Linked DNA regions of Homo sapiens: regions 1 and 3 are each linked to region 2. A link is an interaction called in ENCODE POLR2A ChIA-PET data of the cell type or tissue named here. Cell type or tissue: MCF 10A. All regions are shown on one strand. Each heading gives the region's core, and the rest is flanking DNA. Links, peaks and the distances in the headings are about the cores only. Region 1 has its middle 64 kb from the start of SESTD1. Region 2 has its middle 3.3 kb from the start of SESTD1. Region 3 has its middle 94 kb from the start of SESTD1.

Region 1 (4,999 bases), core at 1,853-4,352, 60 kb before region 2:
CCCTCCCCTCTCTCCCCTCTCTAGTAGTCCCCATTGTCTACTGTTGCCATCTTTATGTCTATGAGTACCCAATGTTCCCACTTATAAGTGAGAAGATGAGGTATTTGGTTTTCTGTTTCTGTGTTAATTCACTTGGGATAATGGCCTTCAACTGCATCCATGTTGCTGCAAAGGACATGATTTCCTTCTTTTTAGGGCTGTGTAGTACTCCATGGTGCATATGTACCATATTTTTTAATCCAGTCCACAGTTGATGGGTACCTAGGTTAAGTCTATGTCTTTGCTATTGTGATAGTGCTGTGATGCACATGCAAGCACATGTGTCTTTTTAGCAGAACGATTTGTTTTCTTTTGGATATATACCCAGTAATGGGATTGTTGCGTCAAAAGGTAGTTCGGTTTTAAGTTCTTTCAGAAATCTCCTAACTGCTTTCCACAGTGGTTGAATGAATTTACTTTCTAACAACAGTGTGTAAGCATTCCTTTTTCTCCACAGCCTCATCAGTATCTGTTTTTTTTGTTTTTTAATAATAGACATTCTGACTGGCGTGAAATGGTATCTCATTGTGGTTTTGATTTGCATTTTTCTGATGATTAGTGATGTGGAGCATTTTTTTCATGTGTTTTTTTTGGCCAATTGTATGTCTCCTTTTGAGAAATGTCTGTTCATGTCCTTTGCCCATTTTTTAAAATTTGGTTGTTTGTTTTTTGCTTGTTAAATTGCTTAAATTGTTTATAGATTCTGGATAGTAGACCTTTGTTGGATGCACAGTTTCTGAATATTTTCTCCCATTCTGTAGGTTGTCTGTTTAGTCTGTTGGTAGTTTCTTTTGCTGTGCAGAAGTTCTCTAGTTTAATTAGGTCCCATTTGTCAATTTTTGTTTTTGTTGCAGTTGAGAATTAAGTCAAGAATTACTTGCCAAGGCTGATGTCCGAAATGGTATTTACTAGGTTTTCTTCTAGGAGTTTTATAGTTGTAGGTCTTACATTTAAATCTTTAATCCATGTTGAGTTTTTTTTTTTTTTTTATGGTCATGGTGAAATGTAGGAGTCCAGTTTCATTCTTCTGTGCATGGCTAGACAGTTATCCCAGCACCATTTATTGAATAGGAAGTCCTTTCCTCATTGCTTGTTTTGTCAAAGATCAGGTGGTTGTAGGTGTGCAGCTTCATTTTAGAGGCCTCTATTCTGTTCCATTAGTCTGTGTGTCTGTTTTTGTACCAGGTTTTGTAACAGTACCATGCTGTTTTGGTTACTGTAGCCTTATAGTATAGTTTGAAGTCAGGTAATGTGATGTCTCTGGTTTTGTTCTTTTGGTTGGGATTGCTTTGGCTATTTGAGTTCTTTTTTGGTTCCATGTGGATTTTAGAATCATTTATTCTAGTTCTGTGAAAAATGGCATTGATAGTTTGATAGGAAAAGCATTGAATCTGTAGATTGCTTCAGGCAGTATGGCCATTTTAACAAGGTTGAGTCTTCCAGTTTATGAACTTGGAATGTGTTTCCACTTGTTTTTGTCATCTGCAACTTCTTTTAGCAGTGTTTTATAGTTCTCCTTGTAGAGATCATTCACTTTCTGGTTATGTGTATTCCTAGTATTTTATTTTTCTTGTGGCTATTTTAAATGGGAATTGCATTCTTGATTTGGCTCTCAGCTTGAATGTTATTGGTGTATAGAGATGCTACTAATTTTTGCACATTGACTTTGTATCCTGAAACTTTACTGAAGTTTTCTGTTGTTGCTGTTGTTTGTTTTTGTTTTTTCTTTAGAGGAGGCAGCAAGTACAGTGTGGGGAAAGCTAGAGAAACCAAGGCAGGTTCTCAGCCTTCATGTATTATTCTTAAGAGTCTGGCTTTTGGCCCAAAATTGCACTCCCCAATCAGCAAAACAAAAGCCTAGAATTAAATAATCCATCCTCCTAGAATATAGCTTATCCTGCCAGCTGTTACCCATCACACCACAAACATTACCATCTTATATTCTACTCTCCTTAAGACAAAGTGTGGTAAGTATAATTTTTGACACACATACTTCTCCAACAGAGGTAGCTTCTTCATACGTATCTGCTAATGCGTTTGATGGCAGTGAATGAAAACTGATGTCTGCAGGCAAACCTTGGTGAAGTGTGGTATGAAAATGTTGGTTTGGCCACCCCATCGCCATGTGGTAAGCAGATCGCTCTAATAACCAGGTCTAGTTAGAAACATAAATATGAAGGTCAGGGCTGGACGCGATGGCTCACGCCTGTAATCCCAGCACTTTGGGAGGCCGAGGCGGGCAGATCATGAGGTCAGGAGATCGAGACCATCCTGGCTGACATGGTGAAACCCAGTCTCTGCTAAAAATACAATAAAAATTAGCTAGGCATGGTGGCAGGTGCCTGTAGTCCCAGCTACTTGGGAGGCTGAGGCAGGAGAATGGCATGAACTCGGGAGGCGGAGGTTGCAGTGAGCCGAGATCGCGCCACTGCACTCCAGTCTGGGCGACAGTGTGAGACTCCGTCTCAAAAAACAGAGAGAAAAAAAAAAAAAGAAGGTCAGATAAAATATGCAAGCTGAAGATATAGTAGTTTCACATCCCCACTGGATATATGGATCACACCTATAGGTATTATGCAAAGATATGGAATAAATGGGGTTTCCCCAAAGAGAAAGGGTTAAACATTAGAAAAGGCCTAGGATGAAACTCCAGAGTGAAACACAGTTTAAGTAGTAGATAAGCTCAGTGAAGGAGTGTGAGAGAGGTACAAAGAAAACCAGGAGGTAATGGTGATAGAGAACTCAAGAGAAAACATAGTTCCAAGAAGGAGGAACAGCTCTGCTCATTCAACTTTTCTTTTTTTTTTTTTTTAATAAAATTTAATTTAGCTGGGCATGGTGGCTCAAGCCTGTAATCCCAACACTTTGAGAAGTCAAGCTGGGTGGATCGCTTGAAGCTAGGAGTTCTAGACCAGCCTGGGCAACAAAGCAAGACCCTGTCTCTACAAAAAATTAAAAATTGGCCAGGAATGGTGGCACACACCGTAGTTCCAGCTGGGCTGAGGTGGGAGAATCACTTCAGCCCAGAAGTTTGAAGCTGCAGTCAGCCATAATCATGCCATTGCCCTCCAGTGTGGGCAACTGAGTGAGACTTTGTCTCTAAAACAATATAAAATTTTAAAAAGTTTTACGTTATAGTAGATTCCAATTGAGATGACAGAAGAGGGAAGTGTAAGGCAGGTAAAGGAAAGTTTAGAGATAGGATGGTGGGAAGTTGAGGAACTATTTACCAGATAACTTTTGTTTCCATGGCAAGTTGAAGGTAAATTTATTCAATAAATATAAATGGGGTGGTTATAAAAGTTTGGGCATCTGCTGAGCAAAAATGGAAAACAGAGGCAACTAAGAAAAAGCAAAAATATTTAGGAGGGCTTGAAAACCCAGGTGAGGCTGGAAGATACACATTGTAATGATATAGTTTATATCACTACACAAGTTCCTCCAGCAGCCCGTGAGCAACTGGAGGCAGGGGAAGATTAGAATGAATTCGTTCTTATCCGTCACACAATGACTACAAAAGATGCATCGGAAACCAATGACAGCAAAAATCATACCTGATATCTGATTCAAAAATATCAAAGTAGTGTGGAATATATTTTAAAACTTGAACTGAGATTCTGGTGATCTGAGTTACATCTCTGGCTCTGCCCCTAACTAGCTATGTAACTAGATTAAGTGACCAGTTTACCTGTTTTCACTTTTCTGACACTCAGCTCATTTATTTCTAAGGTAGGAAAGCCCGAGTGAGAAACAGCTTTCCTAGTGATGGTGGTGGAGGATCGTTTCCAGTATTCTCTTTAGATATGTTGAGTTCAATATGCTTATGGACATCCAAGGGAAGATAGCAGGTATTGAGTGAACACTACAAATCTGAAACTTGAGGCATAGAGATACATATTTGGAAGTCATCTTCACATAAATACATTTTAAAGCCATGGAGCAAATGAGATCAAGAGACAGAGAGTAGTGTAGCTAGGGAAGAGAAGACTGAATTCTATCACACTCAATATTTAGAGAAGAGGCATAGGAGGAGGAACCAGAGGCAGGAACTGTAGAGTTATCAGTGAGGTAGGCATAAATCAGGAAAGTTGGGCTAAAGAGGACAAAAAGAGAAAAGAGAAGGTTATTGAGTGTGTCAGTCCTGTTGAGAGAAGAGGAGGACAAAGAAGTAATCACTGAATTTGGCGACATGGGGAGCACCGGTAACTTAAAAAGCCATTTTAGTGGAGAAAAAGTCAAAAACCCAATGGCAATGAGATTATGGAGCTACAAAGTGAGGCATGTCTTTTCAATGTATGTGCTGTGAATCTGAAGCAAAGAAGTGAGGTTGAGGCAGGAAGGGAATATGTAGTCAAAAGAGTTTTATTTTGTTAAGGTGCATGCTCTACAAACTCAACTCAAGCATGCTCCAGCCAAGTTGTTATGAATTGTTATTAATGTTTCTGTCCAGCTCCCAGTCCTCAGGAAAAAATGTTCTTATTTTCTATGTTATTTCCTTTCTTTTTGCTTATCATGGTTTCTTGGTCATTTCAGCCATAGAGCCTGTAGTTGTTTAGTTCATATCAGTTCTGGTACATGATGAATAAACCAACTTCTTCCCATTTTTTAACTCTTGAAGTATATTGTATTATATTCTAGAAAGGATTTTAGAGATTAAAATCCTTACTTTACAGAGATTAAAATCATCTTATTTTATAGGTGAGAAAACCAATGAATCGAAAGGATAAGAAAATGCTTCAGTGATGGATCCAGAAATATAATCTAGGAATCGATATATTTGCTATCTGACAAAACACGTTTCTCTCCCTCAGATTTACCTCAATATGTCTGAGCACTTTCCTCATCCCAGAGATAGCTCTCTGCACATCTGAATCCAATAAAGCATCTTACCCTTAACCATTGAGAACCAAAAGTTAGGCCATTTCATACCACACCCAAAGCAATTTCTGTGAACATTCAA
Region 2 (4,999 bases), core at 814-3,313:
AGCATTACCCCCTGAGCTCTGCCTCTGGTCAGATCAGTGGTGGCATCAGATTCTCAGAGGAGCACGAACCCTATTGTGAACTGCACATGCGAGCGATCTAGGTTGCACACTCCAACGGGAATCTAGTGCCTGATGATATGAGGTGGAACAGTTTCATCTCACAACCATCCCCCATCCCCTCATCCCATGGAAAAAAATTGTCTTCCATGAATCTGGTCCCTGGAGCCAATAAGGTTGGGGACGGCTGACCTAAAGGATTCAGAATACACTGGCCTAGATAATGAACTAACAGGAGACTAAAACTAAACAAAAATACTTAAAAATATCATTTGTATAATTTCAGAATCATGAAAGTTTTTTTTTTTTTTTAGGAAACATAAGATCTTTTTAACGGCCTCAGTGAAAGAGAGAAATTTTGAGCTGGGAATTAAAATGTCAAACCAGTCAAAACTGATAAATTGGACACTCAGATTAATTAAATGTACATTATTAAAATAAATGTTATATACCTTTATATAATATGTCAACAATTTTCAAAAATTTATTTTGAAGTGTTAAAGAGATAGCCCCAAATTTCAGTTTTGCCCCTAAAGATATGAGTTATGGGATGCTACAGTTTTGGCATCACCATCTCAAGGCTTTGTGACTTTGGTATGTTAGGTGATTGCGGTTGCAAGATATAGAACTCAACCATGTTACTTTGGGGATTAGGGTGTTGGTTTCTTTTCATTTAGTTTATAAAGAATACCTATGAAATCTCAGCCATGAAATCAAGTGTTCCATGAACAACAGAAAAGTTGAACAATCAAAGACCCTGATATAGTTTGGCTCTGTGTCCCCACCCAAATCTCATCTGGAATTGTAATCCCCACATGTTGAGGGAGTGAAGTGATTGGATTATGGGCGTGGTTTCCCCCATGCTGTTCTTGTGATAGTGAGTGAATGCTCATGAGATTTGATGGTTTTATAAATGGTAGGTTTTCCTGCACTCACACACGCTCACTCTTCTCTTGCCTGACACCATGTAAGACGTGGCTGCTTCCCCTTCCCCTGCGATTATAAGTTTCCTGAGACCACCACAGCCATGTGGAACTGTGAGTCAATTAAACCTCCTTTGTTTATAAATTACCCAGTCTCAGGTATTATCTATATAGCAGTGTGAGAATGGACTAATATAGACCCTAAGAGGAGAGGAATGCAAATTAAATTGTGCATTCTGGAAGACAGAATTTAACGGGTGTTCAGAACCCAAGGCATCAGTGAGAGTTTGCAGTCTTTTTTTAAGAGCAGGGATTCTCATCCTGGTGGAATGTCCTAATCATCTCAGGAGTGTTTGAAAATACAGACTTTTGAGGTCCCATCTACAAAGTTTCTGGTCTAGTTGACCGGGGGAAAAGCTCCCAGCTAGATTGTCAATGTCCTGCTCTGTGTATAGTTTGATGTTGTGGCTCCTTATCCTGGTGCCTGCTGCGTGATGACCCGGCCACTATCTGGCTCCCTCAGCTTCTCCCCTACCTTTTTTTCACAGCCTCACTACCTTGGATCCTTCAAGCCTTATCTGTGACTTCACCTTCTTAGCAAGGCCTTCTCTGATAGTAAAAATTGCACCCCAAACCCCAGCACTCTCTAGTCCCCTTCCCTGCATTATTTTTATCCAGCACTTATCACCTAATACACGATTTAATTTACTTATTTTGTGTTTATTGCCTGTCCCACCCACCAGAATGCAAGATTCATGAGGCAGAATTTTTGTGTATTTTGTCCCAACTCTATCCCCAGCACCTAAATCACAGGAGATGCTTAATCAATACTTGTTGAATGAATATATGAATGGATATTTTCTGCTCAGTCATTGTTTGGTAGACATTAGCTTCTGCTTACTGGTGATCTGCCAGGGCCCTTCCTGCCCATGAACACCCTCTGTGAGTCCTTCTGGATTTCAGCTTCCTCAATTGATTGCCTGATTGGATCAGGGTTTTTTTTTTTTTGGACTGATTTTTTTCCCCCCAGGTCATTTTTTGAATGAGTATGACTTGCCTGTGTCTAGGTCAGTGCCCACCCAGGGGCAATCAACAGTGATTCAGGGATTACACAGACAACACAAAAGAGTATATTGCCTGGGGCCACCCTTCAGCAAGGGCTGGAGGAGGGGCAGTTTCTCCAAGCCAACTTTGGTGCAGGATGACTGTGTAGCAAATTACCTAACCGAGCTGAGTTTCAGGAAATTGGCAGTAACAATACCAGTTTGAGACAGACTGAGAATTCTTCAGTGGTTCAAGCAAACAATGTATGGAACACACTCATAGAAGGCATTTTCACTATTAATTTATGATATAAATAAAACAAGATGAGTATGGGAAGTTATCTAATTTTAGATGACATTCAAATGTGGCTTAAAAAAAAAAAGCTTGCTGGTATGGTAGCTCACTCCCGTAGTTCCAGCTACTCGGGAGGCTAAGGTGGGAGAATCGCTTGAGGCCTCGTGTTTGAGACCAGCCTTGTCAATACAGGAAGACCTCATCTCTTAAAAATAAATAAATTAGGCCAGGTGCGGTTGTTCATGCCTGTAATCCTAGCACTTTGAGAGGCTGAGGTGGGTGGATCACAAGGTCAAGAGTTCGATACCAGCCTGGCCAACATGGTGAAACCCCGTCTCTACTAAAAATACAAAAATTAGCTGGGCAAGGTGGCACATGCTTGTAGTCCCAACTAGTAGGGAGGCTGAGGCAGGAGGATGGTTTGAACCTGGGAGGTGGATGTTGCAGTGGGCCAAGATCGTGCTGCTGCACTCCAGTCTGGGCGACACGGTGAGACTCCCTCTAAAATAATTAATAATAATAATAATAATAATTAATAAATCTAAAAGAAGTAGTAGAGGAGAAATTAAGAATTTAGAAACTTGTTGCTTGAGGTGGCTTTGGATTCTTTTTCTCCACCCTTTAATGTTTTTAAAATGTTACTCTCACTTCACATTGATTTCTAGTTGGCAGGGGCTTCTGTACATAACTTCCAAAGTGATATTTAAGAGGAATAAATGCAAAGATCTGCACAGTTTCCAAAAACAAATTGCAAAATACAGGTTGGAGAAGATATGGTTTTATAGCTGTATATATGTTAAAGACTTAAAAAAGATTTGGGGGTAATTTTTGCTTGTTTTTAGTTGGCAATAACATGATATTTATGAACGGTATGGGGTGGTAGAAAAATAATGTGATATCAAACTGAATTTTGAAATATCTTCATTAGGATGCAGAAAATTGTACTCCTCTACTCCTTCCTTTATACTTGGAATATTGTATTCAGTTCTAGGTGCCACATTTTAAGAGACACTGGAGAATGTTTAGATAAATGCGTATGGAGACGAATGAGATGTGAATAAAAAGTGGGTGGAGAAGGCACACATTGTGACTGCTGACTTCAAATGTTTACAAGGCTGCATATGGGGGGGAACCATGCTGTTCTGTATTAAACAATGTTAGTACTAGGTTCAGACTCACTGGACACATTCATACGCATTGCATTCATATTTACAATAATGATTTAAGGTGCTATTATTATCATTTTCTCCTTTTAGAATGGAGCAAACTCATACTTGGAGCAGTTTTGTGCTTTTCTAAGGTCACACAATTAGGAAGTTATAAGCCCAGGATTTGACCAACTTCTTTGGAGTCTAAGTCCAGTGGTGTTTCTACCAATACTGTAGCTACTTACCAAATGTATACAGAGACAGATTTTAGTTGAACATAGAAACTAGCAGGACTGTTTAAAAATGAAAACTGTTGTGAGGTCATGAATGGTTTCCTATCACTTGGAGTTCAAACATATGCTGGATAGCTACATTGCAAGGATCTAGCATATATATATTTACTTTTATAATAAAATATTAAAAACAAATGCTAATCATAGAGCCAAAGAAACTCCAGAAGTAAAGCCTCATGACTATAAGTGATTGAGCTAAGTTCATTCAGTAGTTATTGGAAAACGTAGCATCCAAATTTCATTCTCTGAATTTATAGTTTAATGTTTTTTCCATTATAGCAGTTACCTCTTATCTAACACCTAGGTAATACAATGTGGAACCAGAAGTATGTAAAGAGGAAGGGCAGGGATATTTTGTGAATTATTATAATGGATTGCTTGGCATGCTCTTGTTTTACTAGGATAAGCAAAGAATGTGAATGGTAGTTGGAGAGAGTTTAAAATGATAAGCAGAGAATGCCACATAGTAGAGAAGGGAAAAACAGAATACCACGGAAGGCTAAAAAAGGCTGGGACTGTGGACTTCCCTGTATTTTCTTTTCGTTGAGTAGATGCTCAACATCTATTTGTTGGGATGGAAAATTATTTCAACGCTTCAGCAAACAGTTAAAGAGAACCTTTTTTGTGCTGAGCACTGTGCTATGTTCTGGGGAGCAAAAAAAATGAACTAGACAAAATCCCTGTCCTTTTAAGGAACACACAGTCTAGGAAGAAAAGGCCACCAAGCAAAGCAACAGGAAAAAAGCAAGTATTAAAGATTATCATAGGGAATACTGTAGATAGACGATTTTATGAAAGCAGAGAGAAAAAGAGTATTTAATTCATTGTAAATGTGTGGGGTAAGGATACAGATGTGGTGAAAGGAGATGATGTCAGGGAAGATTCCAAGGAGGAAGGGATGCATTATCTTCATTATCTTGAAGGACAATAGGAGTTCAACTGGTTAAATGAGGGATGGATTTCAGGTGGGGGAAAACTACAAGGGCACAAAGACAAAGTCTGTTGAATTTGTGTGATACGTAGATATATTAGGAGTTGAAGCTGGAGCCAAGGAGGTCAATAGATCAGATTTTAAATGGCTTTGTAAACCATGGTAATGAGTTTGAACCTGATTCAACCAGGTGGAGAGACTTTGAATGATTTTAAAGAGGGACGTTTCATGCTTAGCTCTGTCTTTTTGGAGCATTCTCTCTGGCAGTTATATGGAACTGAAGCAGCAGTGAAGTTAAAGGCTTGACCT
Region 3 (4,999 bases), core at 1,504-4,003, 90 kb before region 2:
AAAACTGCCATGCTGTAAGGAAGCACAAGCTGGCCATATGGAAAAAGATAGATGTCCAACAGCCCCACACTTCCAGCCATCTCAACCCATGCACCAGTCACATAAGCTAAAGAGCCATATTGGACATTCCTGTATCAGCAGATGCCACATGAAAAACAACAACAAAAAAGAAAAGAAAAGAAACTCAACCCATAGGGAGAACAAAGGCCCCATACATATGGCTCAGTGTTGAGCTGTCCTAAGTATCTCAAGCCACCTCTGCTATGCCTTATCCAAATTCCTGACTCACAAAATCATGTATATAATAAAATTGTTGTTCTATGCCCTAAATTTTGAGGTGGTTTGTTAAGAAGCAATAGATAAGAGCAAAAATAGGTATAATTGAAATACATGTTGAGAGAGTGGTTAAAAAATCAGACTGGGACAAATATTAAACAGAAATTGTAAATTCACATTGTAAGCTGATTAGAAGTTTAACAAGCAATTAAAACTTAAAAATAAATGTTTCACAGAGTTAACAGGATAAGATTTTAAAATGATGTTTGAAATCTCTTTCAGATACTGACTGATTGACCCAAAATTGGAAAAGGTATCATTCTGGGGTAGTATATCTCAACTAAGAGCAATTTTGTCCTCCAAGGTGCATTTGGCAATGACCAGAGACATGTTTGGTTACCACATTTGGGGCAGGGGGAGCTGCTGGTATGTACTGGAAGTTGCTAAATGTCTTATAATGCAGAAAGCAGCCTCCCATAACAAAGAATTATCCAGCCTAAATTGTCAGTAGTGCCAAGGTTGGGAAACCCTATCTTAGAGTAACTGAGGCAACTATATTAAAGGGATTTGGCAAAGTCATAACTTCTTCCATTTGGAGAGAACTTTCGTTATTCAAACTTTCTTCTCCGTAATACAATGTTAAATCTTTATGTGGATCGCAACATGTGGGTTTCAGTCTAAAATATAAAGAAACATTTCTTGAGGTATTTATTTGTTATTTTATTAGCAGTAGGCAATTCACTGGCACTGTGGATTTCACAAGTTTCCTGACTTCTGTGAGCTGTTATGTAACGTGGAGATTGACATGTCAACGATTATAGTACTATGGGATAACAGCAGTACTGGAGACTGGAAAATAGGACAAAGAATACTAAAGTAGGCAGGGGATTTTCAGGAAAGACTTCAAAAGGGAGAGGCACTGAATTGAAACTATATGAATATGTTTCAGACTGGAAGCTGGAGAAAAATAGGCTTGACTTGTATGTAAGCCCAATTAGTTTTATAAAATAAATTGTGCTCTCCTTTAATAGTATATGAAGCAATTAGGAGTTGAATCAGATGTGGAATCATTGGAGGCTTCTGAAAATTTGATTGGAAAAAGTACAATGGCTGGTAATTTAAATCTCCAAAGGAAATGTCAGGAAAACTAAACAAGTTTTCAGAATGTAACTTCTTCATGGTCCAAAGATTAAAAATATAAAACACACGAAACACAACAACAAATTTGGCCATGGCTGAGAATAAAAGATTTAAAGCCGATAACAGCTTTTTAAGGATACATGGCCAGCATTAAATGTACGGATAAAGAATAAAGAGGCTTTATCACCAGCATACGATGAGAAAACATAAGTTAAACTTTGGAAAATAAGTTTTGCCTTTGTTGTTTTCTAAAATCTTTTTCAGATTGAAACAATCATTTTTTGAAATTCCAGGAGGTCCTTATGATAAACAACTGAAAGTCTCTTATGCTATCACATGCATTCAATTTTCCTACATTTTCCCTGTAAAGACACACAAAAAATCCCGTGGGCTTCAGAATATCTTAAGTACCTTAGTCACACAATGTTCAATTTGAACTGCTATCACTTATAAGCTTTTATGATTCAAAAATCATATAGTATGACATTTTTAAATAGCCCAAAGACTATCATAGAATTTCTACAATCATTTGCCACAGTTGTGTATTCTAACACTCAAGAAAATACACCTGATTTCAAAAGACATGTTTCCCTTGGCAAAACTGCTGTTTCGAAATGGAGCAAATCTCCTTACTTCACAGAATACTCCGAAAGCACAGAACATCACTAAAGCAATGTATGTTAACAGAATGTTGTCAACTAACAGAAGACCAACACCAGATTCCACTGCACTAGGCCGGCCTGGTTATGCTCAACTAGGTAGAGGCCAGGCTCTCTCCCTGGACATTGGGCAACTCTGGTTTCTAAAAATCAGTTCTTATGTAATTATTTCCAAGTAGGTAAGTGGGACTTATGCTAGCATAACTAGTGAATGAATGCCCAAATATAAAGTGTATGATGTGATGATTCCTATGCAAAAAGCAAAAACCAGGTTATCCCCAGGGAGGTCATTTAGATTGTTTTCATCCATACATAGCACTTTTCTCAAAATGTAGTTCTTAGACCACTTGCATCAACATAATCTGGGGTGTTTACTAAAGAGGCAGTTTCCTGTGTACCCTCAGACCTACTGGAAAAGAATTTTTAGTTTGATTTTTTTAGGCATGCTATAATTTATGAACTGTGTCTTTATGTTAAAAGTCCAGCAAAATTTTGCATAAGAAAATTACTTATTTTGTGTGGAATTCACTCCAGTATATAAAATCATACTGAAAATATAGCTTTTAATTTCTTTAATGGTTTTGAGTGTTCCTGGCCTACGTCTACATGACAGGATATCAACATTTGGGGGTGGGGGAAATCAATTATTGATTCCTTGCTTAAGAAATAAGATATTTCATCACAACATTTGTCAAAGTCAGTGTCACAAAGTAGTAAGTGTTGAAACTGTTTCCTCTGTTCCCACTTTAGAAGGATTTGATGGGGTTGTTTCTCCAGATAAAGGAGCCTGACTTAACAGAGCAAATTTCTCTGCAGAAATAATAATAATAAGTTTTAAAGTATGAATATGGCTTAGCCCAGGGAAGGAGAGTTGATTTAACTTGAGAGCCAAGAAACCCTGAGGTAACAATTAGCATTCAAAAGAATAAAGTGTATTGTACTGAAAGGGCATTTTTCTTTTATATTACATGTCATGTAAACACCCCAATCTTAAAACCATATATTCTTATAGGTCTTTAGTCTGCCCCACAACCCCTAGCAAGGTGTTACTAATACTTTGGGAGGGAGGTTTGGGCAGTGGAAGAGGTTGACACGCTCATGACTGAATGAATGAAGTGCACTTTCCCTCCACTCAATGTTCTAGGGTGCCAACAGCTCATTCTTTCTGAAGTGCATTCCCAGAGGAGCTTATCTGTTGATTAGCCAGAGACCTTAGACTCCATGAAAATGTATAAGTTGGTATAGATTCCTCTTACTGCCATTTTGGGGTCATGAGCAAGATGACAGAGCAGAGGAAATTGTGATGAGAATGAGCCACAGGAGAGTAGAAACAGGACAGAGACAGAGAAGAGATCACGAAGCCTCTGAAAGACTGAAGTTGGTCTTCTGGTCCTAGTTGACATAAGACCTACTTAAATGCCATTGGGTGTCCTTATAGTTCACAAGACTTCCAAGCACCTATAATAGCCCTCCTTTCCTTTGATTTGGCTTATTTTAGTGGCACTCTGTTGTTGCATCTTGAAACATACAGTTTCTAAGATAATATGATTAATAATCATGTAAACTTCCATACAAAGCATTTACAATGGGGATCTGCCTTCTCGCTTGGTTTCATCAATAGCCTGGCCTTTCTGAAATAGCTTCTGTATCTTTTATCAGCATTTTAGGTCATATTGTGTGGATAAGAATTACACAGAGAAGAAGGTATTTGGACTCACTTCACCCTGTCTTGACTTAGGTAAACAGAGTCTTTAATCAGCTAAACTCCCTTCTAGGGATTAAAAACTAACATTTATTAAAAGTATTGCGCAGGCAAAGATGTTTATGGACATTAGCCCTTTAATCTTCACAGCTTTGTAAGATTCAGACTCAGAAAGGTTAATTAACTTGCTCAATGATCAGAGCTAGAAAATAGTAATGTTTATACCATAATCCTGGTCTCTACTTCCTAGTTCGGAACTCTTTCTACTAGGCCAGTATCTCTCAAAATATAGTACACATATCAAATATGGTACCAAAGAGTATTTTAAATAGATTATGAAAAAATGTTTAAAGTTACACATTTATTTAATATACTGGAAATGCAATTAAATCCAATTTTATAAATATATATAGTAAATAATAGTACAGATGGCATATAGATATGGTAAAAATATTGAAGATAAATGATTAAAGTTTGAAAAACCCTCACCACACCAAATTCACAACTTGACAATATGTTCAAAAATGATCCAATGGCCATATTAAGTTTAAAATTTGGATGTAGATAAGGTATTTTTAGGGAAGAATACACCTGTAGTATTTGATCTCCATATGATTTTGAAATTATTCATGTGCAGAAGACATTATTACATTTTAAAATAATCTTATTGTCATCAATATTCAATATAAAAATAATCTTATTGTCATCAATATTCAATATAAAAGTATAATAAATATTTTTCTAATTTAATACATGTACATTAAAATTGCTAAGTAACAATATAGGTAAACTCTTTTTTTGTTTTGTTTTGTGTTTTTGTTTTTGTTTTCTGAGATAGGGTCTCGCTCTGTTGCCCAGGCTAGTGTGCAGTCGTATGATGTCTGCTCACTGCAACCTCCACCCACCAGGCTCAGGAGGTTCTCCCACCTCAGCCTCCCAAGTAGCTGGGACCACAGGTGGACACCACCATGCCTGATATGGTTTGGCTCTGTGTCCCCACCCAAAATCTCATCTTGAATTGTAATTCCACATGTCAAGGGGGACCAGGTGGAGATAATTGAATCATGTTCTCATGATAGTGAATTCTCACAAGATCTGAGGGTTTTATAAAAGGCTTCCGCCTTCGCTCGGCACTCATCCTCTCTCCTGCTGCCCTGTTGAAGAGGTGCTTTCCACCATGATTGTAAGTTTCCTGAGGCCTCCCCAGACATGCTGAACTGTG

The links. ChIA-PET counts read pairs that join two places held together with the same protein. Peaks named below come from ENCODE experiments on the same cell type or tissue, not always from the same donor. Only the 100,000 strongest peaks of a DNase experiment are listed, where the experiment ranks them.
Region 1: POLR2A ChIA-PET joins it to region 2 with 6 read pairs; 6 of 35 experiments call an interaction of 5 or more read pairs at or near these places.
Region 3: POLR2A ChIA-PET joins it to region 2 with 6 read pairs; 3 of 35 experiments call an interaction of 5 or more read pairs at or near these places.

The regions. Positions count from the first base shown.
Region 1 is chr2:179,326,821-179,331,819 of GRCh38, reverse strand. No RefSeq gene overlaps it. Among named protein-coding and RNA genes, the nearest start is that of SESTD1, 64 kb to the right of the region's middle. In MCF 10A, for the core only: no CTCF peak of the experiment used is centred there; no DNase peak of the experiment used is centred there.
Region 2 is chr2:179,265,644-179,270,642 of GRCh38, reverse strand. No RefSeq gene overlaps it. Among named protein-coding and RNA genes, the nearest start is that of SESTD1, 3.3 kb to the right of the region's middle. RefSeq lists enhancers at 1,572-2,075, 2,076-2,577. In MCF 10A, for the core only: no CTCF peak of the experiment used is centred there; a DNase peak (open chromatin) is centred at 2,132.
Region 3 is chr2:179,356,643-179,361,641 of GRCh38, reverse strand. No RefSeq gene overlaps it. Among named protein-coding and RNA genes, the nearest start is that of SESTD1, 94 kb to the right of the region's middle. In MCF 10A, for the core only: no CTCF peak of the experiment used is centred there; no DNase peak of the experiment used is centred there.